Regions from separate parts of the Homo sapiens genome. Here regions 1, 3 and 4 are each linked to region 2. Evidence: read pairs that join two places in POLR2A ChIA-PET (ENCODE). Cell type or tissue: GM12878. All regions are shown on one strand. Links, peaks and the distances in the headings refer to the core of each region. The heading gives the core; the rest is flanking DNA.

Evidence for each region. Peaks named below come from ENCODE experiments on the same cell type or tissue, not always from the same donor. Only the 100,000 strongest peaks of a DNase experiment are listed, where the experiment ranks them.
Region 1: POLR2A ChIA-PET joins it to region 2 with 5 read pairs; 15 of 35 experiments call an interaction of 5 or more read pairs at or near these places.
Region 3: POLR2A ChIA-PET joins it to region 2 with 5 read pairs; 2 of 35 experiments call an interaction of 5 or more read pairs at or near these places.
Region 4: POLR2A ChIA-PET joins it to region 2 with 8 read pairs; 6 of 35 experiments call an interaction of 5 or more read pairs at or near these places.

The regions. Positions count from the first base shown.
Region 1 is chr7:44,782,938-44,790,947 of GRCh38, forward strand. No RefSeq gene overlaps it. Among named protein-coding and RNA genes, the nearest start is that of PPIA, 9.7 kb to the right of the region's middle. RefSeq lists enhancers at 3,873-4,377, 4,378-4,881. In GM12878, for the core only: no CTCF peak of the experiment used is centred there; no DNase peak of the experiment used is centred there.
Region 2 is chr7:44,875,403-44,883,412 of GRCh38, forward strand. It overlaps PURB (purine rich element binding protein B), which reads right to left. Exons shown (of 1, transcript NM_033224.5): 1 at 897-8,010. MIR4657 (microRNA 4657) reads right to left here and starts at 6,398; the gene lies at 6,346-6,398. RefSeq lists a silencer at 2,268-2,562. In GM12878, for the core only: no CTCF peak of the experiment used is centred there; no DNase peak of the experiment used is centred there; H3K4me3 peaks cover 3,219 bases; H3K27ac peaks cover 2,307 bases.
Region 3 is chr7:44,700,105-44,707,627 of GRCh38, forward strand. OGDH (oxoglutarate dehydrogenase) reads left to right here. Exons shown (of 23, transcript NM_002541.4): 19 at 37-165; 20 at 1,439-1,511; 21 at 7,121-7,284; 22 at 7,478-7,523. Among named protein-coding and RNA genes, the nearest start is that of ZMIZ2, 45 kb to the right of the region's middle. RefSeq lists an enhancer at 390-890. In GM12878, for the core only: no CTCF peak of the experiment used is centred there; no DNase peak of the experiment used is centred there.
Region 4 is chr7:44,727,843-44,735,852 of GRCh38, forward strand. LOC124901622 (a long non-coding RNA gene) reads right to left here and starts at 2,175. Exons shown (of 2, transcript XR_007060299.1): 1 at 2,087-2,175. In GM12878, for the core only: no CTCF peak of the experiment used is centred there; no DNase peak of the experiment used is centred there.

The DNA.
Region 1 (8,010 bases), core at 1,887-6,886, 93 kb before region 2:
CCCCAAGAGCCAGGGCGCCTCTCTGGAATTCCAAGTAAGGCTTAGACAGGGTTCTTGGTTCTGAATCGGGTCTCACCAGATGATATGCTGGCCCAACTTGTCCCAACCACCCAGAAACACACTCATAACCCGTGGTGAACATTTGTGGCTCCAGGGGGATATCAGCTCTGCTTTATCTTTTTTTCTTTTCTTTTTTTTTTTTTTTTTTTGAGACGGAGTCTTGCTCTGTCGCCCAGGCTGGAGCACAGTGGTGTGATCTTTGCTCACTGCAACCTCTGCCTCCTGTGTTCAAGCGATTCTCCTGCCTCAGCCTCCTGAGTAGCTGGGACTACAGGCACAGGCCACCATGCCCGGCTAATTTTTTTTTTTTTGTATTTTTAGCAGAGACAGGGCTTCATCATGTTAGCCAGGATGGTCTTCATCTCCTGACCTTGTGATCTGACTGCCTCCGCTTCCCAAAGTGCTTTAATCACAGGTGTGAGCCACTGTGCCCAGCCATATCAGCTCTGCTTTTCTAAGGATCATGCCCATTGTAGATCAGTGAGTATCCTCATAGAGGCAGTGCCTTCTCACTGCATCCACACATGGCAAACAGGCAAACAGGCTCCCCCCTTTTCATGCATGTTGTACACTCTTTGCACTGCATCCTGTTAAACATTTCTCATGGCCAATGTCTCTCTGAGAATGTAGGCCATCTCTGGATCTGCTTCTATTGACTGTTGCCTCTCTGAATGATGGATCACATTATCTTGTTTTTTGGGGTGTCTGGATTAGGGTTCTCCAGACAAAGAGAATATATAGGGATCTATAGGGTGAGCTAGCAAGCTGGAGACCCAGGAGAGCAGAAGGCATGAGTTCCAGTCCAAAGGCCAGCAAGCTGAAGACATGGGGAGGACAAATGTTTCAGTTTCAATCTGAAGGCAGGAAAGAGTTGATGACCCAGTTTGAAGGCAGCCAGGCTGAAGAATTTGTCATTAAATGCTAGACCTTGTGTGTAAAAGAATATCAGAGGCCAGGCGTGGTGGCTCACACCTGTAATCCCAGCACTTTGGGAGGCAGAGGCAGGCAGATCACGTGAGGTCAGGAGTTCAAGACCAGCCTGGCCAATATGGTGAACCCCTGTCTCTACTAAAAAATACAAAACTTAGCCGGGTGTGGTGGCAAACACCTGTAGTCCCAGCTACTTGAGAGACTGAGGCAGAAGAATTGCTTAATCCTGGGAGGCCAAGGTTGCAGTGAGCCGAGATTATACCACTGCACTCTAGCTTGGGCAGCACAGTGAGACTCCATCTCAAAAAAAAAAAAAAGGAATAGCAGAGACTGAAGTAAATAGCAGTTCTGCTTGGAGAATTGCATACACCTTCCTCTGGCAGGCTGTTAGTGTTGGGGTCAAGCCCATCTAGTCTTCAGGGAGCTGGGTCTGGACTTTGCTGTGGAATTCAGTTCACCAAAGGCTTCACATTATTTGAGGGCAGACACCTTCCTTTATTGGTTTGGCATCTCCGTGTTTGCAGGGTTTGTTGCAGTCAGCCCTGTGCACCTGCACCCTAGCAGGGTAGCCTGCTGCTGCTCTCCCTTCCCTCTCCAATGAGAGATGGCTGCTGCCTGGCAATCAGTGCAACCCCTGGGAACACCTGTGGTGTTTCTCACACTGCTCCTTGCTTGCAGAATGTACTCACCCTGACAGGCCTCAGTTCTCTTGTCACAGCCCCCATGGTGGCCAGTGTAGGACATGTCCAGCAAGTTCCCACTAGAACTCTGGCTCTGCCCCCAGGTCTCACTCATGCCCCTCCCCAGGGGCACTCTCAGGCTCTCACTGCAAGGCCCCTTGTGTTAGGAGGGCTCCTCTCAGCACTCCTTCTCCACCTTCAGACTCCAGCATCTGTACCTCACGTAGGCTTCTTCGGTCTCTGGACTGGCCTCCACTCTCCCCCTTGAGCAGTGGGCGATGGCTCTTGGGAAAGAGTGGGTGAGTGGGTACAAACTCTCTTGCATCTGGTGCACCTAGAGGTTGACTGCAGTGGCAAGGCCAACGTCCTGGGTGTGAGTGTGCAGCTGCACAGACCCCATGCTCAGAAGGGCTTCGTGTTTGGTTTAATGCTTTGCTGTTACAGTCTTGAAATTCAATTCTTGTTAATTTTTGGATGAGGAGCCCCACATTTCATTTTGCTCTGGCCCTGGGCAGAGGGTTCATCTTCAGCTGCCGCTGTTTTCCCTCCTGCTTCATCCTCACCTCCTGCAATTCTGCCTTTGGCATCAGAAGCCAAGATGATCACCTCAGGGACCAAAATCACCCCAGGAACCTGGAGAACTGGGCCTTGTGGGAAATGTTGACCTTACATTTGGTGGTAGGACCCAAACCCATACCAGAGCTAAATTTGAGTTATTGCGCAGTTGAATACAGGACATGGCCAAATGAACACAAACTGTGCACTCAAAAAAAATCAGGAGAGTCCGAGTGTGGTGACTCATGCCTGTAATCACAGCACTTTGGGAGGCTGAGGCGGGTGGATTGCTTGAGCCCAGGAGTTTGAGACAAGCCAGGGCAACATGGTGAAACCCTGTCTCTACTAAAAATGCAAAAATTAGCTGGGCATAGTGGCACACACCTGTAGTCCAACCTACTTGGGAGGCTGAGGCAGGAGGATCACTTGAGCCTGGGAGGTGGAGGCTGCAGTGAGCCAAGATTGTGCCACTGCACTCCAACCTGGGCGACAGAGTAAGACTCTGTCTCAGAAAAAAAGAATAACAATAGTAAAAATAAATATTTAGGCTGAGCGCGGTGGCTCACGCCTGTAATCCCAGCACTTTGGGAGGCTGAAGTGGGTGGATCACCTGACGTCAGGAGTTCGAGACCAGCCTGGTCAATGGTTTTTTTTTTTTTTTTGAGACGGAGTCTCGCTCTGTCGCCCAGGCTGGAGTGCAGTGGCGCTATCTCGGCTCACTGCAAACTCTGCCTCCCGGGTTCACGCCATTCTCCTGCTCAGCCTCCCGAGTAGCTGGGACTACAGGCACCCGCCACCACGCCTGGCTAATTTTTTGTATTTTTAGTAAAGATAGGGTTTCACCGTGTTAGCCAGGATGGTCTCGATCTCCTGACCTTGTGATCCACCCGCCTCGGCCTCCCAAAGTGCTGGGATTACAGGCGTGAGCCACCACACCTGGCCTGGCCAACGGTTTTCAACATGGTAAAACCCTGTCTTTACTAAAAATACAAAAATTAGCTGGGTGTGGTGGCATGTGCCTGTAATCCCAGCTACTTGGGAGGCTGAAGCAGGAGAATTGCTTGAACCCAGGAGGCGGAGGTTGCAGTGAGCCAAGATCACACCACTGCACTCCAGCCTGGGCAACAGAACGAGACTCTGTCTCAAAAATAAATAAATAAATAAGGTCGGGTGCGGTGGCTCATACCTGTAATCTCAGCACTTTGGGAGGCCGAGGCAGGCGGATCACCTGAGGTTGGGAGTTCGAGAACAGGCTGGCCAACGTGGAGAAACCCTGTCTCTACTAAAAATACAAAATTAGTTGGGCATAGTGGCGCATGCCTATAATCCCTGCTACTCAGGAGGCTGAGGAAGGAGAATCGCTTGAACCCGGGAGGCGGAGGTTGCAGTGAGCCAAGATCGTGCCATTGCATTCCAGCTTGGACAACAACAGTGAAATTCCGTCTCAAAAAATAAGAATATAAATAAAAAAATAAATAAATATTCAAAGGACTGCTGTGAGAATTTAACAATGACCAACCATTAGGGCCAGGTGCAGTGGCTCACACCTGTAATCCCAGCACTTTGGGAGGCTGAGGTGGGTGGATCACCTGTGGTCAGGAGTTTGAGACCAGCTTGGCCAACGTGGCGAAACCCTGTCTCTATTAGAAGTACAAAAAATTAGCTGGGCATGGTGGCGGGCACCTGTAATTCCTGCTACTCGGAAGGCTGAGGCAGCAGAATCACTTGAACCTGGGAGGCAGAGGTTGCAGTGAGCAGAGATCGTGCCATTGCACTCCAGCCTTGGCAACAAGAGGGAGACACCGTCTCAAAAAACAAAACAAAACTAAATAAAAAAACCCAATGACCATTAATAACAGCAACTAACACTTTCTAGGATTCTGTGTTTACTAACTGAAGACTTATTTCTGGGGTTTTTTGTTTTTGATATTGTGGCCCTTCCTGTTAGGGAAATTCCCCACCTTCTGAGCTCAAGTGGAAGGCAAAGTCTGAAGACCTTAGACACCGAGGCCTGAAGGCACAGGCGGAGATTAAGGGCTCAACCCAGCAGGTGCATCCTCCCCGCCCCCAACTTCAACTTTAGCATCGCCCCAGAGGGGTGCTTCAGGGCTGGGTCCACTGAAGAGTTGGTAGAGTCCTCCTCAGGCCCATGCTGGGCTCTGTTTGTGCCAGCTCCCCAGGTGCCCAAGGACTCTCCAGTCACTCCCTTCCCTCCTGAGTGAGGTCATAAGTGCATCAGACATCCACCCATTGTCTACACAACAGGCTTCTCTCTTGCCTTCTTCCTTACTATCAGGACCTTGAGTGGTGTGGGCAGCCACAGGCCCAATCAAAATACAGTTGACCCTTAGCCGGGCATGCTGGCTGCACCTGTAGTCTCAGCTACTCAGGAGGCTCAGGCAGGATTGCTTGAGCCCAGCAGCTCAAGGCTATAATGTACTACGATTGTGTCTGTGAATAGCCACTGTACTCCAGCCTAGGCAACATAGCAAGACCCTATCTCTAAAAAGAAAAATACAGTTGACCTTTGAACAACATGGACGTTAGGGATGCTGATACTCTTTACAGTCAAAAATCCACATATAACCTTTGACTCCTCAAAAAGCCTATTTAGGCCAGGTGCGGTGGCTCACACCTGTAATCCCAACACTTTGGGAGGCTGAGGGCAGATCACTTGAGGTCAAGAGTTTGAGATCAGCCTGGCCAACATGGTGAAACACCATGTCGTTCAAGGTCAACTGTAGTTATCTTCCTGAATGCTTATAGCCAAGAGTGGAAGCTGCCGAGTGGGGCTCCTGGGAAACTTTTGAAACAGGACAGATGGTGGTGGCTCCTCCCTCAACTTTTGCCCTTCTTCCTTCTTTCCTGGTTTTCCTGTCCAATCCCAGGCACCTGTTGTTGCAGTTTTGTGTCCTGTGGCTTTCCTATGTAGAAAGACTATTCAGGGGTTATTATATGTTAACAACTGATATTTAATTCATTAAAGCTACAATTTTAATTAAAGCAATTTTTTTTTGTAGAGATGGGAGGGGTCTCACTATGTTGCCCAGACTGGTCTCAAACTCCTGGGCTCAAGCAGTCCTCCCACCTTGGCTTCCCAAAGTGCGAGGTTATGGGTGTGAGCCACTGTGCCCAGCCTAAACTACAATTTTGTTTTTTATTATTTTATTTTAAAAACATCAGGTTAGTAAAAAATAAACTATAATTTTAAAACCTACTTCTTTCCTGGGTTTTAAGTTTACCTTAGAAATAATATTAGTCTCTTTATAAGTATAGCAAATTTGAACTCTTTGAACATATTTGCAAACTTTTTTTTTTTTTTTTTTTTTGAGACGGAGTCTCTCTCCGTCTCCTTGCTCAGGCTGGAGTGCAGTGGCACGATCTTGGCTCACTCCAACCTCTGTCTCCCAGGTTCAAATGATTCTCCTGCCTCAGCCTTCTCAGTAGCTGGGATTACAGGCGCCCGTCACCATGGCTGGCTAATTTTTGTATTTTTAGTAGAGATGGGGTTTCTCCATGTTGGTCAAGCTGGTCTTGAACTCCTGACCTCAGGTGATCCACCTCCCTCGGCCTCCCAAAGTGCTAGGATTACAGGTGTGAGCCACTGCGCCCAGGCATCTTCTAACATCTTAAACTACATTTAACAATGTAATAAATTTGATTTCCAATTAAAGTATGTAATTGTCCAAATTAACAAAGAAAACCTCCCTGACTATTAAATAACTCTAATAAACTTTTAAATATGTTGAACTTAAAGTTATCTTAAATATTAAAATGCAGGCCAGGCACGGTGGCTCATGTGTAATCCCAGCACCTTGGGAGGCTGAGGTGGGCGGATCACGTGAGGTTGGGAGTTCGAGACCAGCCTCACCAACTGGAGAAACCCCGTCTCTACTAAAAAATACAAAATTAGCTGGGCGTGGTGGCGCATGCCTGTAATCCCAGCTACTGGGGAGGCTGAGGCAGGAGAATCGCTTGAACCCGGAAGGCGGAGGTTGCTGTGAGCTGAGATCGCGCCATTGCACCCCAGCCTGGGCAACAAGAGCGAAACTCTGTCTCGAAAATAAATAAATAGGCTGGGTGTGGTGGCTCATGCCTGTAATCCCAGCACTTTGGGAGACCGAGGCAGGCGGATCACGAGGTCAGGAGATCGAGACCATCCTGGCTAACACAGTGAAACCCCGTCTCTACTAAAAATACAAAAAATTAGCCAGGCAAGGTGGCGGGCGCCTGTAGTCCCAGCTACTCGGGAGGCTGAGGCAGGAGAATGGCGTGAACCCCGGGGGCGGAGCCTGCAGTGAGCCGAGATCGTGCCACTGCACTCCAGTCTGGGCGACAGCGAGACTCTGTCTCAAAAAAAACACAAAAAAACAAAAAAAAAAAAAACAAAAAATTAGCCAGGCGTGGTGGCGGGCGCCTGTGGTCCCAGCTACTCGGGAGGCTGAGGCAGGAGAATGGCGTGAACCCAGGAGGCAGAGCTTGCAGTGAGCTGAGATTGTGCCACTGCACTCCAGCCTGGGCGACAGAGCGAGACTCCGTCTCAAAAAAAAAAAAAATGCAATAAGTTTTGTGATATTTCAATTAAAAATCACAAGTCTCAGTCAACTTTTGCCCACATATGCGCTTACTGGGCGGGAACAGGGAGTTGCTAAATAGAGCACAGGTTTCTTTTGGAGTGAAAGAAAATTTCTATTACTAGATTGTGATGTTTGCGCAATTCTGAATTTACTAAAAATTATTAAATTGTATGCTTAAAACAAGTGAATTTGAGGGTGTGTAAACAACACCTCAACAAAGCTGTTGAAAATGGATACATAAACCAAAGTGAGAAAAAAACTACTATATGTTTTAATTAAAATTAAATAACTATCCCTTTTTAAATGGAACTATAGGTTGTTGCTGTAAAAAAACAAATTCACTTAAGTATTACAACTCCTGAACGCATGCCTGAGGTATGCAACACACCTGCCTATGTGTGTGACAGCTAGACTCTGGCCTGGCTGTGGACAGTGTCCTTTTGGCTGCCCCGGGTGCCTGCCATAGAAAGACCTCTATGCTTGAGGACAGCACAGACCTGTTTTCCTTCCACTCACTGTTCTTTCTCCATGCCCTCCCTGGGTGGAATGTGCGGGTCTCTTTTGCTTCTTCTTCTAAACGCTTTTATATTTGATGAAATCCTCATTTATATTAATATAAATGTCTTTTCTGGGCCAGGTGCTGCGACTCACACCTGTAATCTCAACAGTTTGGGAAGCCGAGGCAAGAAGATTACTTGAGCCCGGGAGTTTGAGACCAGCCTGACAACATAGCAAATAAAATTCTTTTTAAAAAATTAACTGGTGTAGTGGTACATGCCTGTGGTCCTGGCTGCTCAGGAGGCTGAGGTGGGAGGATCAACACTGCACTCCAGCCTGGGCAACAGGGTAAGACCCTGTTTCAAAAAGAAAAAAAATAAAGATTAATGTCTCTGACCATTTCTGTGCTTGACAGGCATTTAGGAATCTTTCATATACTTCAGGGCCTGCATAACTCTTAGGGCTAATAATGTGATACCTATTTGAATTTGTTATTCCACATTGCTTTTCTGACTTCTGATCACCACTTAGTAGGTCCATTCTACTAAGAGCACCTTTGAGTTGCTCTTTGCCTCTGGATTTTTTATTGTATGAGACAAATAAACTCCTGTCTAAGCCAGTATTGATGAAGTTTTCTACTGCTTGCTAGAAAACTTGGTTGGTTTTTTTTCTTTGTTTGTTTGTTTTGAGAAAGTTCTGCTATGTTGCCC
Region 2 (8,010 bases), core at 2,573-7,572:
GCTATGACATTATCATGTAATTGCTCTGATAGCTGATGGAATGTGTGCTTGTTATTTTTGTCTGGAAAATGTTTCAGCTTCTTGGCCGGCGCGGTGGCTCACGCCTGTAATCCCAACACTTTGGGAGGCTGAGATGGGTAGATCACGAGGTCAGATTAAGACCATCTTGGCCAACATGGTAATACCCTGTCTCTACTGAAATACAAAAAATTAGCCGGGCGTGGTGGCACGTGCCCGTAATCACAACTACTTGGGAGGCTGAGGCAGGGGAATCGCTTGAACCCAGGAGGCGGAGGTTACAGTGAGCTGAGATTGCGCTGCTGTACTCCAGCCTGGCGACAGAGCAAGACTCCGTCTCAAAAAAAAAAAAAAAGTTTCAGCTTCTAAAATGGTATCTACGGATAAAGCCTAGAAAGATAAAACCTCCTTGGGGATATTCAGTAAATTTAATTGTAAAGGGGTTCCTGAGACCAACCTGGCCAGGATAAATGGACACAATTCAGTTTTTTTCTTAAACATTAGGGCAAGAAAAGGCTGCCCTAATTTACCTCCTAAGCAACTACAATGTTGATAAACAATGAATGAAGACTTAGCAGTTTCTTTCAAGCCATTGTAAATGATGGAAGAAATTAAGGGAACCAAGTGGCTGTCTAGGTTATCAACCAAAGCATAAAATTAATTTGCAGTTTTGATTTACTCCACAAATTGCTTACTAGAAAAGGGTTACGGCAACCCAGAAGTTCTAGAACAGGCTATAGTTCAGATGAAATGTGCAATGACTTAAGTCATTTTAAGTGGGAACTCCTGATTCCATACCCATTCGTGAGCCCCAACAGATGGGATTTCCCTCCCCTATCACCACATAATTACTTAGAGACACAAGCACAAGATTGTCATTCACTTTTCTGCATACTTTATTTGTTACAAACATACAATTTTTTTTAAATATAGACTGTAAAACTCCATTTGCAAAAGTCTATTGTAAGGAGTGCACACCAGCAGGAAGGATTCTTACATTTTTTCTCTGTGAGTTTTTCTGTCAGTTTTGCTAGTTAGTGGTAAATACGGGACCCGCCATTTTTACAGACCAGTCTGAAGCTTCTGACTGTATTCACATTGCTCTTTTGAAGCAGCCCTGCTCCTCTCAAAATTGATCAGAATCTGAGCTTCAACCTACAGGCAGTGAGATCAACAGCCCGTCTGGACTCTGCTTTTGAACGGTTTTCAGGAAGTGTGATTTCTGAATGGGTACTGCACTTCACAGATTTGTTTGAATTGCCCATGCAGCTCTATGTTTGTTAAAGTGCATTCTTCTTTAAAAAATAAGAGGAATAATCTTTACTCTTTAACCAAGGTACTTAAAAAAATGAACTTTTTGGTCTCTCAGCAGATATTCCCAAATTGATCCTATCACTACAAATTTTAGTGTTTTATTTACAGACATTTATAGGGTTACAGGTGGAGGGGACCTTATAAAATTAAAGGTGCAGCTTCTCTTGAAGCAGAAATCAGTTCTACAAATTCATACACAGGAATACACACTTGGTTTACAATGCATAAGCATGTGGGTATTTACACAGAGATTGAAGACATCCCCAAAAAACACATTTTAAAGTAATTTCCAACCTAAACTCTAATTGTACATCTAGATCAGGAAGCTGTCTCCTGCTATCAAGATTTGGTTTTAATTCATTCAAATTATTTCTGTAGATTCTCTACTGGCAGGACATCAGTCCCAGCTTTGGAGTGAATAGTCTAAGAAAGCCACTGGTAGATACTATGATTGGCAGTGAAGATTCCTATAGAACGGAAAGTATGTTATCTGGAAACAGAAGACAAATGAATTTTAAAAATGATCTTGGAAAAACATCTGGATGGAGGCCCAAAATAATAAATCCCTACTATAATTGTTTTAGAACTTCAAAAAAAGAAGTCCAGATACACTGACGATCTTAGTTACTATTCAAATATTGGTAAGTCATTGAAAAATAACTCAGATTTACTTGTCTACCGAAACGTGCAAAACCATGGACTCTTTATAAGTACGTCCCATACTGACTTAAAGCCAGTTTCTAGACTTTTTGGTCAACCTACTGACTTTTAGAAATTCAGAGAGTAGGCTAGGCGTGATGGCTCATGCCTGTAATTCCAGCATTTTGGGAAGCTGAGGCGGGCAGATCACTTGAGGTCAGGAGTTCGAGACCAGCCTGGCCAACATGGTGAAACCCCGTCTCTACTAAAAATACAGAAAATTAGCTGGGCATGGTGGCACATGCTTGTAATCCCAGCTACTTGGGAGGCTGAGGCAGGAGAATCGCTTGAGCCCGGGAGGCAAAGGTTGCAGTGAGCTGAGATCAAGCCACTACACTCACTCCAGCCTGGACGATAAGAGCGAAACTCCGTCTCAAAAAAAAAAAAAGAATCCAGAGAGCTTTTGTACACAGGGATGACACATGTGGGCTGGAACAAGGGTTTATGTCTAATATCTTATCAGTTCAAAATGAAACTCCCAAATTCCTACAACACAAATGTGTTTAATGATATAATCCAGTTCTTCAGTTCTCTTGGGACTCTCCCTGCAGTTATGTCTCTGAAAAAGGAATTTTACAAGAGAATAAACAAACCACTCACCATCCTATTTCTAAATATAAAGATTCTTCCAACCAGCCTGATCTTGCAACTCAGAGTTAAGACTGGGGACGAAATATTTGGCTTTAAGAAATAAGAGATGGCCTAAATGGATATTTTGGAAAAAGTTAGCTATTGAAGTGTTATTTAAGGTAAGGGGGAAAAAAGGACAAACTCATGCCTTCTGCAATATCCATCCTAGTGGACACTGAATAGGGCTATTGCTTTCTTTCCAATACTCTGGGCCCACATTTCATCATACTAAAAAGACATAATTAGTTTTCTTACCCATGTCAATGGATATTAGATATAACACAAGGAAAATGAAATTTGCTTCTAGACTCAAAATCTGTTGACACTTAAAGTATAATTATACTTTTTTATTAAACTGTTAGAATCATCTATGGAGAAAAATGAGTTTTAGCTTCCAATAAAGCTCTGCTCTTATTAGAAATCATATTGAGCAGTGAAACTACCAATATGGCAGTTGCTATTCTATTGTTTTAACATGACTCTACCTATCCCAATTGGAATGTCTAATTCAAGAGACATGAGTTAGATTTTCAAATTAAATGACTGTGAATAGAGGTGATTACACTGATGGCATATTCCCTATTTCTTTAGGAAATATAAAATACATTCATAAAGGCCTTACTTGGATCAGGGGTACAGATATCAATTGGGAATCTCTAAGGTAATAAGTTTTCTTGATGCGATTTTATTATTTTTTCATTTTCCAAATCTAATTTTCAGTACTGATAATTGGACAATTTTCAAGTAAGAGTCTGTTAAATCCGTCAGTAATAAAACTGAGTTTTAAGACTGAGGGCTGGGAAAGGAGACTTTAAATAGCAAAGTCAGACATATCAAAAGAAATCATTATTCAAGAGTCCAGCTATCTGCTGAAACTTCTGGGGGGCTAATACTTGAAAATTAAGGACTTTGTTTTTTCTAAGTTAAAAATGGGGGAAATGAAGTTATAATCTGCCATTTCCACCTTACATTTGGAATTTATTTATTTATTTTTTGAGACGGAGTCTTGTTCTGTTACCCAGGCTGGAGTGCAATGGCGCGATCTTGGCTCACTGCAACCTCCGCTTCCTGGGTTCATGCCATTCTCCTGCCTCAGCCTCCCAAGTAGCTGGGACTACAGGCATGCACCACCATGCCCGGCTAATTTTAGTATTTTTAGTAGAGACGGGGTTTCACCATGTTGTCCAGGCTGACCTGAACTGACCCGCCCACCTCAGCCTCCCAGAGTGCTGGGATTACAGGCGTGAGCCACCACGCCCGGCCGCATTTGGAATCTCAAATGGAGCATATGACACATACTTTATTCTTTTTTGTCTGTATTTTCTTAAGGTAAATGTGTTTTTTTTTTTTTCTTTTTTCTTTTCTACAAACTATCTCCCGCCCTCCCCAGCCCCACCCACACACCCATTATCCAGTATACTGAATGGGAGTTGTAACTCTTTAGGAAGACAGCTAATTGATTTACAGTACTCTAAAACCAACCCTGAAAACTGATAATCTCATTCACTTACTATAACTTCAGTGCTGTAGTTGACAGGAAAGAAAAAGTTACCTTAAGGCTCAAGGGAAAGTAACTTATTAAATTGTGAATGCAGCATTATTTACTCTCCCATCCATTGGAAACTAGCAAAATGCATTCTGGATCAATAATACAAACCTTCTAACATTAGCAAAGATTTCTACTCTTCTTACACAGAGTTAGAACAATATTCATAAGCAATTATCTAAGGGAGCCTGAGAAACTATGATCCACATCACACAAAGATTTCATGTATTTCATGATCAAAAAGTGCTTTATCTTTGAGAAATGTCAGGGTTACAATGGAAATATACAATGTAAAGTCACTTGATATTTTTTCAAGTGAAGTACAAAGTAGAAAAGGAGCAAAAAGATGGAGGCTCTGCTCTCTGAACAGGCCTTATGCATGTGACTTTTAGGGTGTACGAAATTAAAGTTGTTTTAAGAATTAAAAATAGTGGGACTTTACACCACTATATTCTAAAACCTGAGATTGGACATCAAAACAGTCAACTTTGTTATTCATCAGAGCAATTCTGATACTTCCTAAAAATATAAGATAACTCAACTGAATTAACTCCAGGGTCAAAAACATTAACTTTCCCCAATCAAAAAGGAGACCGATCACTATATACCAAGAGTGCTGCAGAAAGACAAACTCTCAGCAAATGAGTCATTTCTACATAAGCAAAAAAGTCACTTTTCTCCTTCCCTTTCTCACTGATCAAGGCCACACTATTTTCAAATGAATATCTACTGAGAGATCAGTTGTGCATTGGATAAAGTACCATAATTGGGTTAAAAATGAAAACAAAATTTACAGTGAAGAATACTTATGTGCATGGCTTACACACTCCAGCTTCTCAATTTCATCCACCTCAAGAGCAAGATAGATGCAAAGTCACCTTGTGTAGATTACATTCTACACCCCTGTAAAGCCAGTCAAGGTCACATTTAACAAAGCATCTTCAGCAACTACAGTGCCTGAAGTGTGCAGCCGTTTACAGACCACTCAATATGAGGGCATTATTATAACCAGCCTCTTTTGCCCACAACCCTGCATCTTCAGATAAGACAGGATAATTGTTTTGTTTTGAGAAAACTGAAGCTTAAATCTCTTAAAAGACCTGCAATTTACTGCAAAGTAATCCAGAGGTAACAAAGGAAGCAGGAGGTTAACGGCTGCCTGCACCAAAAGCCTCTCAATCATTTTGCAGTAAATAATTATGGAAAGTGATGTGACAAGTAGCCATGTGTGTATCACAGCTACAGTCATTTATACCACGTATATGCCTCCGATAGTTACATAGGGTGTTTGGGTTTTTGGTTTGGTTTTCACTTTGATTTTTGGTGCCATACAGATTTATATTTTGTTCTTGTGCAGCATATGCACTGAAAAACTTGCTGCTGTTCCACTTGCTGAAATGATAGGGACAATAGAAACCAAAACCAAAACATAGAAGGAAGAGTAGTAGGATCTCTTCACAGATTTTTATTCTTTTGATTCTGTTCCTAAAATTTGGCTTTTCACCTTTGTAACTATGGTAGTTTGGGAAACAAACCTTCTAACAATTATATGAAAAGAAGTTTTAGTTTCCTACTTCTCAGGAATATGACTATTTTGATTAGCTGGGATGTTTGCCAAGCTTAAAAAAAAAGGCTCAAAATCATTCATAGCAACAACTGAAAAACAAAAAAATTGGTTGTTTCCCATGTCTGTACAATGCCATTATCTGACTGGAATTAACAAAGACCATTTCCTTTAATAAGCTATTAATAATATTTACGAATGAATCTGTGTTTTGCAGGTTTCTATTGTCCCTAGTGACTGGAGTGAAGATCAGTGAAATGCTACAATTAATCCACAGCCTTCTGCAATCTTCCTGCAGTGGGAAGAGAGGCCATGAACCATCCCTTGCAGGAGAAACAAACCTTAGAGATTGGTTAAGACTTAAAAACCCACCACTATGACATTACCACTTAATCTTACATAGGCAGGTCAAAATTTTAATATAAATTACTTTTGCCAACACATAGCTTATGCATTCTTTGCTCCTTTTTTTGGAGGATTTTCAAATTGATATCTAAAGATTTACATATGATATATTACTGTTACATGGTCTAATGACTAAGAAAATTTCTCTGGTAACCAAAGCTGATGCCATATATGGTAGTGTTCTTGGCATATACTCTATATGCCTCAGACCACTTCCACATTCTTTCTATTCAGCTAATTATAGCTTAGTAGCCACTGGTGAAGGATTGTGAAGACCCTGTCATTTCTACAGAATAGAAAGGCAAGGCTAGTTACTGCAATTCAGCCAAACAAAAAGAAAAAAGAATAAACCAACCCCTTAAAAAGGAGAGGTACTGCACCTTTGCAAAATTGAACTGGCTCACTGCAGCTGAGCAACAGAACCACCACTGAAGCAAGAAAACAAGTTGGTCTATACAAGAATTGTACATGGTTTGAAAATGAAAAAGTTACAGCAATCAACTAATAGCTGCAACTTAAATTTTCATTGCTGCCTCAGAGTTGAAACTTAAATAGTTTCTGCAAACCTAATGCTAGCTTCTCAGCTCCTTTACTAAAACTATTTAGGAATTTGTTCTCCGCAGCAAAGAAATAGACACTCAAAACACGTAGGTAAATACAGCAGGACATTATTGAAAAACAGCTGCCTTGTAGTACAAAATACAGTACAAGTATACGGATGTCATTAAAACATCAAAAATACTATTGCTCCCATACAATTTAGGAAACATTCTTTGCAACGGAGAAAAATTTAAAAGAAAAGCTTTAAAAAAATCTGTTTAAAAATTCTACTGTGGATGATGAGAGTAGAGAAATAGTCTGAAAAGGGCACCAATGTTTGTGGCTCTTCCACTTTTTAATCTAAGATCAACAATATTCTGCATCATAATCTATTTTTTTAAAAAAGCCTAATTTTATGTACACAATTATTTCCCGCCCTCTCAGCCACAAATACATGAAAACCTTTTTGTATATTACTCATTTCCCAATAAATACAAAAAGATTGTATAGATTGAATAATACCAAAATAAGATAATAAAAAGGATATGCAATAAATTAAAAAGGCAGCTCAAATAAGGGGCAGGCATGCAGTTTAAAAAAAATACTAAGATTGTGGAGGCGGGGTTACTTGCCTCCTGGTTGAGAAGGTGTCACACAAAGAATACCTGAAAACTTTGGAAAGAACGTTAGCTCCCATTCAATTCAAAGTTACCTAGGTCTATGACATTTCTAGGAATACCTTTTGATGGGGTGGGATTAACTTGATTAGTAAAAATCATTTCTACTGAAAATCCATTTAAAATATAGAAGAGGCGATCCTTGAAAACCCCAACTTTTATTCTTGAAAGACAGCTGGATTAACTGGCAAAAGCCAGTTTGTTGAAATTTCAAGATGGTATAAAAATGCTTCCAGGATATAGTCAGCATATTCACGTTCACTTCAGTTCCATTCACAGATGGATTTCAGCTTCCACCGGGTGCACTGCTTGAATCACTCATCCATCATTTGCCAACTCTGATTGTGAGGTACTGATACAATGGATCAAGTTCTTAAAAATTTTAAAAGAATAAATGATGCTGGAATTCTGGACCTGAGGATCTTTAGTATTTGAACAAATCCACAGATTAAACTGAAGGTAAATTAAGACTTCAGTTTTGGTTATTTCCAACTTTTCTGTGAGGATGTATATCCATTAAAGCTCAGGCTTATAGCCACACTGTTACTTTTGTAGGTAATCTTCAAGTTTTATGGTTTAAAATCCAGCCAACCAGTGGCTGTAACAGCCGAATTAGC
Region 3 (7,523 bases), core at 2,454-7,453, 180 kb before region 2:
TGTCCTGGCCTCTGGCCATTTCCTTCCCTGCTGCAGGACCTTAAAGAAGCCAACTTCGACATCAATCAGCTATATGACTGCAATTGGGTTGTTGTCAACTGCTCCACTCCTGGCAACTTCTTCCACGTGCTACGACGCCAGATCCTGCTGCCATTCCGGAAGCCGGTCAGTGGCAGGGCCTCCCTTGCTCAAACGAGGCCTGGCCCTGCCCTGTTGGTGCAGGGAAGGGCTCCTCAGAGAGCCTCTTGCTTGGGGTTAGCTAGGTGGGCACCTGCAGGGGTAGTGTGGACAGGACATGGTGTCAGGGAGCCTCGCCCTTCCTCCTCACTGCTGCCATGAGGGAACTGCGTGTTCTGTGTGTCCTCTTCCCCGACTGGGCCCCTGCATACTGCTGAGCACCACATGCGGAGCAATCACATAGGCTGCAGGCCCCAGCCCGGTGGGGAGGACGGATGTTTGAACAGGTGGTCATAGGGGGTGTGCTGAGCTCTGGAAGAGAGGTGAGCCCTGGCAGAGGCCAAGGGAGTGCAGGGTCCCCAGGGAGCGGCTCCTGAGCTGGGTGTTGAAGGGTGAGTAGAAGTTGAGTGGAGGGATACGTTGGAGAAGTGATTCATAAAAAGGAAGGAGGCCGGGCGAGGTGGCTCACGCCTGTAATCCCAGCACTTTGTGAGGCCGAGGCAGGTGGATCATGAGGTCAGGAGATGGAGACCATCCTGGCTAGCACAGTGAAACCCCGTCTCTACCAAAAAAAATACAAAAAAATTAGCCGGGCATGACAGCGGGCACTTGCAGTCCCAGCTACTTAGGAGGCTGAGGCAGGAGAATAGGAGAATAGCGTGAACCCGGGAGGCGGAGCTGGCAGTGAGCCGAGATCGCACCACTGCACTCCAGCCTGGGCAACAGAGCGAGACTCCGTCTCAAAAAACAAAAAAAAGGAAGGAGTGTGGGGGACAGCGAGGGAGTGCCCTGCTGCCCTGGGATACCGCGGGGGTGGGAGTATGGGGTGGAGGCTTGCAGCTCGGAGTGTCCCCAGCAGTCCAAGGGCCCACAGGGCAGGACAGCCCTGGTGCTTCTTGGTGCTGGGCCATGTCACAGCCTTACATGGGCTTTGGGTGCATTTGCTCTGAGACTGCCAAGGAGAGGGTCAGAGCTCTTTCCTAGGTACAGAGAAGCAGGGAAGGGAGTATTGGGAGTCCGAGCAGGCTGGGATGGGCCCTGCCAGGAGTGGATACCCAGCTAGGGGAGGTGAACAGCAGGGAAATTGGTCATCTTTCCTTTTCCCTCCTTCTCTGCCTCTTCTGACCTGAGGCTCCTGTTGAGTGGGAGGGCAGGTGTGTTTCATGGCCTGAAGGTCAAGGCTTGGGTAGCCTTGCTTTTGACCTTCCTTCTGGAATCTTCAGAATCTGATCCTTCACGAGCCTATTGTTCTGTATTTCAGTTAATTATCTTCACCCCCAAATCCCTGTTGCGCCACCCCGAGGCCAGATCCAGCTTTGATGAGATGCTTCCAGGTGGGTGTGAGGGAGATGGGCATTTCCTTGGGGGAAGCTATGTTTGGGGCTTCTTTGCTGCTGCTCTTTTACAGCTCATGGGACTGACATTTGTGATTCTCACTGGCTCTTGCCAGATTTTTGGTTGTAAAGACCCGTGATACATGGCTGGGCACAGTGGCTCACGCCTGTAATCCCAGCACTTTGGGAGGCCGAGGCAGGCAGATCATCTGAGGTCAGGAGTTCGAGGGCAGATCACCTGAGGTCGGGAGTTCGAGACTAGCCTGACCAACATGGAGAAACGCCATCTCCACTAAAAATACAAAATTAGCCAGGCGTAGTGCCACATGTCTGTAATCCCAGCTACTCAGGAGGCTGAGGCAGGAGAATTGCTTGAACCCAGGAGGTGGACGTTGCAGTGAGCTGCTATCACGCCATTGCACTCCAGCCTGGGCAATAAGAGCAAAACTCCGGCACAAAAAAAAAAAAAAAAGTCCCATGATACCAGATGAGGGAGGTCACAGCTTACATTCACGTTGGTCAAATGACATGTCTTAACATGCAGCCCAGGAGCTGTTGCCTCTCACCTGCAAATGCCCCCAAGGACTCCACTAGAGGCAATTAAGTATGTCCAAGATTGAGGGTTAGTGCCGCTGCCTGCGGCCTCCTTCAGCAGGTGAGTGGCAGCTCACCACTGGCTCAGAGGCCCAGCCCCAAAGCAAGCCCTTCAGGACAGAGAAAAAAACACTGGACGGCAGGTCCTGCCAAGTCACATGCCAGCTGCACTTGTGTGAAGGGAGACCCATAACATTGAGATTTCTATAGGGACAGTGGAGTGCAGGATGTTGACACAGCCTTTACCACCCACCAGGGGTCACCAGGCCAGGAAGCCTGCATCCCACCAGTCACCAAACCCCCTTTAGTCTTCAATCAAGGTGAGCCCCTTGTTTTTTGGGGGTTTTTTCCCAATCTTTTTTTATTTTTAATTTTATTTATTTATTTATTTATTTATTTTTGAGACGGAGTCTCGCTCTATCGCTCAGGCTGGAGTGTGGTGGCACAATCTCGACTCACTGCAAGCTCCACCTCCCGGGTTCACGCCATTCTCCCACCTCAGCCTCCCAAGTAGCTGGGACTGCAGGCGCCCGCCACCACGCCTGGCTAATTTTGTTTTTGTATTTTTAGTAGAGACGGGGTTTCACCGTGTTAGCCAGGATGGTGTCAATCTCCTGACCTCATGATCCACCCATCTTGGCCTCCTAAAGTGCTGGGATTACAGGCATGAGCCACCATGCCCAGCCCCCAGTCTTTTTTTATTATGGTAAAATACACAACATAAAATTTACCATTTTGACCATTTTTAAGTATCCAGTTCAGTGTGTTACTGCCTCTATAAATTTGACTACTCTATGGAACTCATAAGTGAAATCATACAGTCTTTGTCCCTTGCGACTGGCTTGTTTCATTTAGTATAATGTCTGCGAGGTCCATCCATGTTGTGTAGCATGTGTCAGAATTTCTTTTTTTTTAAGACTGAATAGCCAGGCATGGTGGCTCATGCCTATAATCCCAGCACTTTGGGAGTTCGAGGCAGGTGGATCACTTGAGGTCACAAGTTTGAGACGAGCCTGGCCAACAGGGTGAAACCCCGTCTCTATTAAAAATACAAAAATTAGCAGGGTGTGGTGGTGCACGCCCTGCTACTCTGGAGGCTAAGGCAGGAGAATTGCTTGAACCCGGGAGGCAGAGGTTGCAGTGAGCTGAGATTGCACCACTGCACTACAGCCTGGGCAACAGAGTAGGACTCCATCTCAAAACAAAACAAAACAAAAAAGACTGAATAGGCTGGGCCCAGTGGCTTACACCTGTAATCTCAGCACTTTGGGAGGCTGAGGCAGGTCGATCACTTGAGGTCACGAATTTGAGACCAGCTTGACCAATATGATGAAACCCCATCTCTACGAAAAATACAAAAATTAGCTGGGCATGGTGGCGCGCACCCGTAATCCCAGCTACTCAGGATGCTGAGGCAGGAGAATTGCTTGAACCTGGGAGGCAGAGGTTGCAGTGAGCCAAGATTGCGCCACTGCATTCCAGCCTGGGTGACAGAGACTCCGTCTCAAAAAAAATAAATAAATAAACTAGCCGGGGGTGGTGGCGCATACCTGTAATCCCAGCTACTCAGGAGGCTGAGGCAGGAGAATCACTTGAACATGGGAGGCAGAGGTTGTGGTGAGCCAAGATCACGCCGTTGCACTCCAGCCTGGACAACAAGAGCGAAACTCCGTCTCAAAAAAAAAAAAAGACTGAATAATACTCCATTATATGTGTATGCCACATTTTGCTCATCCATTCATCTGTCGATGGACACTTGGGTTGCTTCCATGTTTCAGCTATTATGATTAGAGGAGCTGCTATGAACATTGGTGTACAAATATTTCTTTGAGTCCCTGCTTTCAGTTCTTTTGAATATGTACTCAGAAGTGGAATTGCTGGACCATATGGTAATTCTATTTTTAGTTTTTTGAGGAACTGCCAAACTTTCCACAGTGGCTGCATTTTACATCCCACCAACAGTATATGAGGATCCCACCATCTCTACATCCTCATCAGCACCTACTATTTTCTGGTTTTTTCATAGTAGCCATCTTAATGGGTGTGAGATGATATTTCATTGTGGCTTTGATTTATATTTCTGTAATGATTAAGTGATGTTGAGCATCTTTTCATATGCTTATTGGCCACTTGTATATCTTCCTTGGAGAACTGTCTATTAAAATCCTTTTTTTTTTTAATTTAATTTTTTTTAAGAGACAGGATCTCTCTATGTTGCCCAGGCTAGTCTTGAACTCCTGGGCTCAAGGAATCCTCCTACTTTGGCCTCAAAGTATTGAGATTACAGGCATGAGCCACGGTACCCAGCCTATTCAAATTATTTGCCCATTTTTGAATCTGGTTGCTTGTTTTTGAGTCTTAAGAGTTCTCTGTATATTCTAGATATTAATTCCTTATCAGAAATATAATTTGCAAATATTTTCTCCCGTTCTATGGGTTGTTCTTTTATTCTGTTGTTAGTATCTTTGGTTTTGGTTTTGGGTTTGGGTGTTTTTTTTGTTTGTTTTTTGTTTTTTTCCGAGATGGAGTCTTACTCTGTTACCCAGGCTGGAGTGCATTAGTGCAATCTCAGCTCACTGCAACCTCTGCCTCCCAGGTTCAAGTGATTCTCCTGCCTCAGCCTCCCAAGTAGCTGGGATTACAGGCGCACGCCACCATGCCTAGCTAATTTTTGTATTTTTAGTATAGACAGGGTTCCACCATGTTGACCAGGCTGGTCTTGAACTCCTGACCTCAGGTGATCTGCCCACCACAGCCTCCCAAAGTGCTGGGATTACAGGCGTGAGGCACTGCACCTGGCCTGTTGTTAGTATCTTTTGATGTACAAAAGTTTTTAATTTTCTTTTTTTTTTTTTTTTTTTGAGACGGAGTCTCGCTCTGTCGCCCAGGCTGGAGTGCAGTGGCGGGATCTCGGCTCACTGCAAGCTCCACCTCCCGGGTTCACGCCATTCTCCTGCCTCAGCCTCCCAAGTAGCTGGGACTACAGGCGCCCGCCACTACGCCCAGCTAATTTTTTGTATTTTTAGTAGAGACGGGGTTTCACCGTTTTAGCCGGGATGGTCTCGATCTCCTGACCTCGTGATCCGCCCGCCTCGGCCTCCCAAAGTGCTGGGATTACAGGCGTGAGCCACCGCGCCCGGCCAAGTTTTTAATTTTCATGAAGTCAGATTTGTCTATTTTTTCTTCAGTTGCCTGTGACTTTGGTGTCATATCTAAGAAATCATTACCAAATTCAGTGTTGTGAAACTTTTGCCCTATGTTTTCTTCTGAGTTTTATAGTTTTTGCTCTTATGTTTAGATCTTTGACCCACTTTGAGCTAATTTGTTTTGTTTTTTATTTTTTGTTTGTGTTTTTTTGAGACAGAGTCTCACTCTGTCATCCAGGCTGATGCAATCGTAGCTCACTGCAGCCTCAATTCCTGGGCTCAAGTGATCCTCCTACTTTGGCCTCCCAGAGTACTGGGATTACATGTGTGAGCCACTGTGCCCAGACTTTTATTCTGTTTGTATCATAAATGGAATTGTTGGCCTAATTTCCTCTTCTTATTGTTCATTGTTAGTGTATAGAAACACAACTGGTTTTGGTTACGTGCATATGATGCGTAGTGCTTAAGTCAGGGTATTAGGGTGTCCGTCACCCGAGTACGATACATGTTTGTTAACCTTACTCCTTTATCAAACGTTGAACTTAATTCCTTCTATCTAACTGTATGTTTGTACCATTCAACCCACTTTTCTATATTTTTTTGAGATAGATTCTTACCCTGTCACCCAGGTTGGAGTGCAGAGGCATGGTCATCATGGTTCACTGTAACCTCTGCCTCCCAGGCTAGAGTGATTCTCCCACCAAAGCCTCCCAAGTAGCTGGGAACACAAGGTGTGCACCACCGTGCCTGGCTAATTTTTGTACTTTTGTAGAGACGGAGTATCACCATGTTGCCCAGGCTGGTCTCGAACTCCTGAGCTCAAGGGATCCTCCTGCCTCAGCCTCCCAAAGTGCTGGCCAACCCACTGTTCTCTATCTGAATATTTTCTCTGATTGTGTTGAAAGTTTTTATATTTGTAAAATTCTGAGCAGCAGAAACAGAGTAAACATGGGATTTTTTTTATATAATTTTTTTTTTTTTTTGAGATGGAGTTTTGCTCTTGTTGCCCAGGCTGGAGTGCAATGGCGCATTCTTGGCTCACCACAACCTCCGCCTCCCGGGTTCAAGCAATTCTCCTGCCTCGGCCCCCCGAGTAGCTGAGATTACAGGCATGCGCCACCATGCCTGGCTTATTTTGTATTTCTAGTAAAGACAGGGTTTCACCATGTTGGTCAGTCTGGTCTCGAACTCCTGACCTCAGGTGATCCGCCTGCCTCAGCCTCCCAAAGTGCTGGGATTTACAGGCGTGAGCCATGCGCCCGGCTGGTATTTTTTTTTTTTTTTGTCTGGAGATGGAGTCTTGCTCTGTTGCCCAGACTGTAGTGCATGATCTCAGCTCACTGCAACCTCTGCCTCCCGGGCCCAACCGATTCTTCCACCTCAGCCTCCCGAGTAGCTGGGACCACAGGCGCACACCACCATGCCTGGCTCATTTTTTGTATTTTTTTAGTAGAGACGGGGTTTCACCATGTTGCCCAGGCTGGTCTCGAACTCCTGAACTCAGGCAATCCGCCCGCCTCAGCTTCCCAAAGTGCTAGGATTGCAGGCGTGAGCCACCGCACCCGGCCGGGATGTTTTAATAATACTCTTGTCCCCGAAGTCTGAGCCAAGCTGTTTTGAAGGCTAGCCTGGTGTTACTTGATACCCAGAGCTGGCCATGTCTGCTGTGTATTTGTTACACGTAACGTGCTTTTCAAAGTGTGCCTGGTCTGAGCAAATACAGGGCATCAGAGGCTGGTGAAGGGGAAGCATCTCTAACCCTTGAAAGCTGCGTCTCCTGGCAGCAGTCCCTGGCACAGCCCTGGGCCCAGGAGAGCTCTCAGCCACATACCTGAGAGAACCAGCCTAGCCATGGGAACTCTCTTGTAGGAACCCACTTCCAGCGGGTGATCCCAGAAGATGGCCCTGCAGCTCAGAACCCAGAAAATGTCAAAAGGCTTCTCTTCTGCACCGGCAAAGTGTATTATGACCTCACCCGGGAGCGCAAAGCACGCGACATGGTGGGGCAGGTGGCCATCACAAGGATTGAGCAGGTGAGGGCAGGTGGTGCCATCAGGGTGTCCCCCCAGCGGGGGTCAGGGCTCTGGTGCCTTCACAGAACAGCCTTGCTTGGGGTGTGGCCCTCAGGTTCCTGACCTTCCCTGCTCGGAACACCAGTTTCCCTTTGCTGGATCTTGCCTGCCCTCTGAGTTTCCTCTTTTTGATCTGACCCCTGCTGTCTCCTAGCTGTCGCCATTCCCCTTTGACCTCCTGCTGAAGGAGGTGCAGAAGT
Region 4 (8,010 bases), core at 989-5,988, 150 kb before region 2:
TGTGGTGGGTGAATCACTTGAGCTCAGGAATTCAAGACCAGCCAGGAATTTGAGACCAGCCTGGGCAAGATGGCGAAACCTCATCTCTACAAAAAATACAAAAATTAGCCAGGCATGGTGGTGTGTGCCTGTAGTCCCAGCTACTCAGGAGGATTGCTTGAGCCCAGGAGGTTGAGGCTGCAGTAAGTCTTGATCTGGCCACTGCACTCCAGCCTACAGAGTGCAGTCTGTAGGATGACAGAGCAAGATCCAGCCCCTCCCCCCTCCAAAAAAAAACAGAAAGAAAAGAAAAGATGAAATAAAAGGCATTCAGATTGCAAAAGAAAAAGTGAAATTATCTCTATTTGCAGATTACTTTATATTTTATATAGAGAATACTGGTTGGGTGCAATGGCTCACGCCTGCAATCCCCAGAACTTTGGGAAGCAGAGGCAAGTTGAGCATCTGAGGTCAGGAGTTCAAGACCAGTCTGGTCAACATGGTGAAACCCCATCCCTACTAAAAATACAAAAATTAGCCAGGTGTGGTGGTGGGCACCTGTAATCCCAGCTTCTCCGGAGACTGAGGCAGGAGAATCACTTGAACCCAGGAGGCAGAGGTTGCAGTGAGCCAAGATTGCACCACTGTTCTCCTGGGTGACAGAGCGAGAAAAAGAAAAATAAAAAACAATACTAAAGAACCTACTAAAAAAACTGTTAGAATTAGTAAATGAGATCAGCTAGATTGCAGGATACAAAAATCAATGTACAAAAATCATTTGTATTTCTACACAGTAGCAGTGAACAAACTGAAAATAAAATTTTAAAAAGATTCCATTTGGGCTGGGCACAGTGGCTCATGCCTGTAATCCCAGCAGTTTAGGAGACCAAGGCAGGCAGATCACCTGAGGTCAGGAGTTCGAGATCAGCCTGGCTAATATGGTGAAACCCCATCTCTACTAAATATACACAATTAGCTGGGCGTGGTGGCGGATGCCTGTGATCCCAGTTACTTGGGAGTCTGAGGCAGGAGAATCGCTTGAACCTAGGAGGCAGAGGTTGCAGTGAACCGACATCGTGACACTGCACTCCAGCCTGGGCGACAGAGTGAGACTCCATCTCAAAAAAAAAAAAAAAAAAGATTCCATTTTTGGCAGGGCATGGTGGCTCACGCCTATAACCCCAACACTTTGGGAGGCTGAGGCTGGAGGATTACTTAGGCCCAGCAGTTTTACTCTAGCCTAGTTGACATAGTAAGACACCATTTCTACTCTAAAAAATTTTATTTATTTATTTATTTTTTTGAGACGGATTCTCTTTCTGTCACCCAGGCTGGAGTGCAATGGCGCGATCTTGGCTCACTGCAACCTCTGCTTCCCAGGTTCAAGCGATTCTCCTGCCTTAGCCTCCTGAGTAGCTGAGATTACAGGTGTGCGCCACCATGCCCAGCTAATTTTGTATTTTTAGTAGAGATGGGGTTCACCATGTTGGTCAGGCTGGTCTCGAACTCCTGACCTCGTGATCTGCCTGCCTCAGCCTCCCAAAGTGCTGGGATTACAGGTGTAAGCCACCACACCCAGACATAAAAAAAAATTTTTTTAAAGAAAATATTTCATTTTGGCTGGATGAGGTGGCACACGCCTAGTGATAGCAGCAGGATAGCTATCCCAGTGATAGCAGCAGGAGGCAGACAAATCACTGGGCAGACAGGGTCAGGTCCCTGGTGAAACTTGACCTTCAAGCCGAAGGCAGTTTAAAGCCTGAATACCATGCTATGAGTCTTGGATAAATCCACGGACCAGATTGAGAACCTCTGTTCCCATTTGGTGCACTTTCCTGATTCATCCCCACCCTTCACCTATTTTACATATACCTACCCTTTCCTAATTGTTTTTCTTTTTTTTACAGTCATGTCCATCTTTGAGTGGTGCCTTTTTTTTTAGCCTTTTTTGCATACTCACAAACCAATCAGCATGCAATCCCCCATTATGAGCCCATAAGCCCCAGACTCAGCCACACTTGTGGGTGGGGGATCACCCTCCCCAAGTCCCCTCTCAGCTGAGAGCTGTTCCATATGGCTCAATAAAACTCTTCTCTGCCCTTCTCACCCTCTGGTTGTCCACGTAACATCATTCTTCTTGGATGCAGGACAAGAACTCAGGACCTACTGAATGGCGGGTGCCAAAGGAGCTGCTCTAACACTGTTGCCCTCTGCCCTCCACTGGCTCCAAGCAGATGACCCACGTGACAGGAAGCCACAGTTGAGGCCAGGCCAGCCCTGGAGCCACGGGCCAGAGTGGGGCAGCGGGACTCAATGAGCTGTAACACAGACTGGCTTAAACACGCCCCCAATCCCCCTGTTTGAAATGCTGTGGGCGATGGGAAGAGAAGAGCTATGTCCCTTCTGGGGGCCTAGACCTCGGGGCTCCCCAAGCCAAAGCTGTAGCACACTGTAACACCTCCTGTGGTGGGCTTCAGGGTCGCTGGCGTCTTGATTTTCTCAGGTGCCACTGCGTTCCCCTTGTCCAGGCACTGGTGCCCAAGGCAGGAGCAGGTCACAGCACCCCTGGCCCACCTGTTGGCTGAGTGCAAGCCAAGGGCAGCCTCTGGGCTGCGTGGGTGGGGTACCTCCAGATGCAAGCCTGGAGCCAAGCAAAGCCCTGTGAAGGGGGTTGCCAACCACAGAGGTCTCCGGCTGGTGAAACAGCACCAAAAAAATCCTGCATCACCAGCACTTTGAGAGGCTGAGGTGGGTGGATTACCTGAGATCAGGAGTTCAAGACCAGTCTGGGCAACATGGTGAAACCTCATCTCTACCAAAAATACAAAAAAAATGCCAGGTGTGGTGGTCCGTGCCTGTAGTCCCAGCTACTTGGGAGGCTGAGGTGGGAGGATCACTTGAATCTGGGACGTCAAGGCTACAGGGGGCTGAGATCACACCACTGTACTCCACACTGGGTGACAAAGGGAGACACTGTCTCAAAAAAAAAAAAAAAAAAGAAAGAAAGAAAAGAAAGAAAAAGAAAAGAAAACATTCCATTTTTATTTTTATTTATTTATTTATTTTTGAAACGGAGTCTTGCTCTGCCTTCAGGCTGGAGTGCAGTGGTGCAATCTCAGCTCACTGCAACCTCCTCCTCCTGGGTTCAAGCAATTCTCCTGCCTCAGCCTCCCAAGTAGCTGGGACTACAGGCATGTGCCAACACACCCAGCTAATTTTTGTATTTTTAGTAGAGACAGGGTTTTACCATATTGGCCAGGATGATCTCTATCTCTTAACCTTGTGATCTGCCCACGTGAGACTCCCAAAGTGCTGGGATTACAGATGTGAGCCACCGAGCCCAGCCAACATTCCATTTTTAATAGCATCAAAATGAATAAAATGCTTAGGAATAAGTTTATCCAAAAAGTGCAAAACTTACACTCTGAAAACTATAAACTATTGTTAAAGAAATAAAAAAACATCTAAATAAATGGCAAGATATCCCATGTCCATGGATTGGAAGACTTAATATAAATAAGATGACATTACTCCCCAAATTGATCTACAGAGTCAATACAATCCCTACCAAAATCTCAGATTTTTTTTTTGTGGAAATTGACAAGCTGACCCTAAAATTCGTATGAAAATTCAAGGTTTCAGCTGAGCACGGTGGCTCACGCCTGTAATCCCAGCACTTTGGGAGGCTGAGGCAGGTGGATCACGAGGTCAGGAGTTTGAGACCAGACTGGCCAATATGGTGAAACCCCGTCTCTACTGAAAATACAAAAATTAGCCGGGTGTGGTGACACATGCCTGTAGTCCCAGGTACTCAGGAGGCTCAGGCAGAAGAATTGCTTGAACCCAGGAGGCGGAGGTTGGAGATCGTGCCACTGCACTCCAGCCTAGGAAACAGAGCGAGACCCCATCAAAAAAGAGAGAGAGAGAGAAAGAAAGAAAGAAAGTTCAAAATTTGACAAAACTCAACCTCCTTTTATGATAAAAACTCCTAACAAATTAGATATAGAGGTAATGTTCCTCAACACAATAAAGGCCATATAACACAAGCCCACAGCAGCTAAAATCATATTCAACAGTGAAAAGTTAAAAGCTTTTCCTCTAAGATCAGGAAAAAGACAAGGATGCCCACTCTCACAACTTCTTTTTTTTTTTTTTTTGAGACATATTTTCCCTCTTGTTGCACAGGCTGGAGTGCAATGGTGTGATCTCGGTCTCGGCTCACCACGACGTCCACCTCCCAGGTTCAAGCGGTTCTCCTGCCTCAGCCTCCCGAGTAGCTGGGATTACAGGCATGCGCCACCACACCCTGGCTAATTTTGTATTTTTTATTTTTAGTAGAGACTGGGTTTCTCCATGTTGGTCAGGCTGGTCTCAACCCCTGACCTCAGGTGATCCGCCTGCCTCGGCCTCCCAAAGTTCTGGGATTACAAGTGTCAGCCACTGCGCCAGCCCACTCTCACCACTTCTATTCAATATAGTACTGCAAGTCCTACCAGAGCAATTAGGCAAGAAAAAAGAAGTAAAATAGAAAGGAAGAATTTAATGTGTCTTTGTTTGCCGATAACATGAATACCCTAAAGACTTTGAAAAAACCTGTTAGAACTGCTAAACAAATTTAGTAAAGTTTCAAGTGTGCAGGATACTGGCTGGGTGTGGTGGCTCACACCTGTAAACCCAGCACTTTAGGAGGCCGAGGCAGGTGGATCACTTAAGGTCAGGAGTTCAAGACCAGCCTGGCCAACATAGTGAAACCCCGTCTCTACTAAAAATACAAAAATTAGCCGGGCATGGTGACACAATCCTGTAATCCCAGCTACTGAGGAGGCTGAGGCAGAAGAATCGCTTGAACCCAGGAGGTGGAGGTTGCAGTGAGTCGAGATTTTGCCACTGCACTCCAGCCTGGGCAACAGAGTGAGACTCCATCACAAAAAAACAGAATTATAGAAGTAGAGAGTTGAATGGTGGTTACCAGATGCAGGAGGAGGCAGGAGGAGGCAGGAGGTGGTGGATGGGGAAAGGGTTGGTCTAAGGGTACATGCAAAGTTTCAGTTAGGAGAAATAAGTTCTAGTGATCTACTGCATAGCATGGTGACTATAGTTAATAATAATGGATTGTATATTCCAAAATTGCTTAAAGAGTCCATCTTAGATGTTCTTTCCACAAAGAAATAAGTATATGAGGTGACAGATAGGTAGATATATAAGTTAACTTTTTTTCTTTTCTTTTTTTTTTTTGAGACAGAGACTTGCTCTGTCACCCAGGCTGGAGTACAGGGGTGCAATCATATAGAAGCTCACTGCGGCCTCCACTTCCCAGGTTCAAGCGATTCTTATGTCTCAGCCACCTGAGTAGCTGGGATTAAGGCATGCGCCACCACAGCTGACTAATTTTTGTGGGTTTTTTTTTTTTTTTTTGAGACACAGTCTCGCTCTTTCACCCAGGCTGGAGTGCAGTGGCACGATCTCAGCTCACTGCAACCTCTGCCTCCCGGGTTCAAGCCATTCTCCTGCCTCAGCCTCCTGAGTAGCTAAGATTACAGCCATGTGCCACCACGTCCAGCTAATTTTTTTTTTTTTTTTTTGAGAAGGAATCTCACCCTGTTGCCTAGTCTGGAGTGCAGTGGCACGATCTTGGCTTGCTGCAACCTCCACCTCCCGGGTTCAAGCAATTCTCCTGTCTCAGTCTCTGGAGTAGCTGGGACTGCCCACCACCATGCCCAGCTAATTTTTGCATTTTTAGTAGAGACAGGATTTCACCATATTGGTCAGGTTGGTCTCAAACTCCTGACCTCAGGTGATCCACCCACCTTGGCCTCCCAAAGTGCTGGGATTACAGGTGTGAGCCACCACGTCTGGCCAATTTTTGTATTTTTAGTACAGATGGGGTTTCGCCATGTTGGCCAGACTGGCCTTGAACTCCTGACCTCAGGTGATCCACCCGCCTCTGCCTCTCAAAGTGCTAGGATTACAGGTGTGAGCCATAGTGCCCGGCTAATTTTTGTATTTTTAGTAGTGACGGAGTTTTGCCATTTTAGCCAGGCTGGTCTCAAACTCCTGGCCTCAAGTGATTCACCCGCTTTGGCCTCCCAAAGTTCTGGGATTACAGGCATGAGTCACTGCTCCTGACCTAGTTAACTTGATTTAATCATTCCACAGTGTATACATATAATAATACCTTTTACCCTATAATGATATACAATTATTATTTGTCAATTAGACATAAAGTTATAAAAAAATTCAAGTGACCCAGAATAGCCAAAACAACCTTGAAAAAAAGACAGCAAAGTTGGAAAACTCACACTTCCCAATTCCCTTCCCTTCCCTCCCCTCCCTTCCCCTTCCTTCCACTCCCTCTCCCTCCCCTCCCTTCCCCTCCCCTCCCTTCCCATCCTTTCCTCTTCCTTCCCCTTCCCCCTCCACTCCCCTCTCCTCCCTTCCCCTCCCTTACTCTTCCCTCCCCTCACCTTTCCTTTCCCCCTTCCTTTCTCCTTTCCTTGTTTGTTTTGTTTTTACAGACAGGATCTCTCTCCCAAGCTGGAGTGCAGTGGTGCAATTATAGCTCACTGCACCCTCAAACTCCTGAGCTAAAGCAATCCTCCCATTTCAGCCTCCTGAATAGCTAGGGCTACAGGTGCATGCCACCAAGCCCAGCTAATTAACAAAATATATTTTTTGGCTAGGTGTAGTGGCTCACACCTGTAATCCCAGCACTTTGGGAGGCCGAGGATGGCAGATCACCTGAGTTCAGGAGTTCCAGGCCAGCCTGGCCAACGTGGCGAAAGCCTGTCTCTACTAAAAATACAAAAATTAGCCAGGCATGGGGGCGGGAGCCTATAATTCAGCTACTCAGGAGGCTGAGGAGGGAGAATTGCTTGAACCCAGGAGGCAGTGGTTGCAGTGAGCCAAGATCATACCACTGCAATCCAGCCTGGGCAACAAGAGCAAAACTCCATCTCAAAAAAAAAAAAAATTCTTTTGTATAGACAGGATCTTGATGAGTTGCCCATGCTGGTCTTGAACTCTTGGCCTCAAGGGATCCTCAATCCTCAGTCTCCTACAGCACTGGGATTATATGTATGAGCCATGGAACCTGGGCCCCAATTTTAACTTACTACAAAGCTACAGTAATCAGATCAGTGAGGTACCGGCATAAGGAGAGATACATAAATCAATGGAATAGAATTGAAAGTCCAGACATAGGCTGGACGCAGTGGCTCACGCCTGTAATCCTAGCACATTGGGAGGCTGAGGTGGGCAGATCACGAGGTCAGGAGTTCGAGACCAGCCTGACCAACATGGTGAAACCCCGTCTCTACTAAAAATACAAAAATTAGCCAGGCGTGGTGGCGGGCGCCTGTAATTCATGCCACTGCACTCCAGCCTGGGCAACAGAGCAAGACTCCATCTCAAAAAAAAAAAAAAAAAGGAAAAAAAAATAAGTGAAAGGACAATCCACAGAATAGGAGAAAATGTTTACAAATTATATCTGATAAGGGACTTGTGTCCAGAATATACAAAGAATTCCAAGTTGGGAGCAGTGGCGTGTGCCTCTAGTCCCAGCTACTCAGGAGGCTGAGGCAAGAGGATCACTTGAGCCCAGGTGTTAGACACCAGCCTGGGCAACACAGGGAGACCCTCATCCTCTTGAAAAGAAATCCAATTTAAGAACGGGTAAAGGATCTGAATAGTCATTTCTCCAAGGAAGATATACAAATGGCAGTAAGTATGTGAAAAGATTCTCAACATCATGAATCATTAGGGAAATGCCAACGAAAACCACAATGAGATGCCACGTCACACCTACTAGAATGACTAATAAAAAGACACAGGATGTAGAGAAGCTGGAACCCTCATACACTGCTGGTGGGAATGTCAAATAGTACAGCTGCTTTGGAGAACAGGAAGATCATCTGGTAGTTTCTCCAAGTTTAAACATAGAGTTACCATTAAACCCATTAATTCCACTTACAAGTATGTACCCAGAGAAGTGAAAGCATGTCCACACAGAGACTTATACATGAATGTTCATAG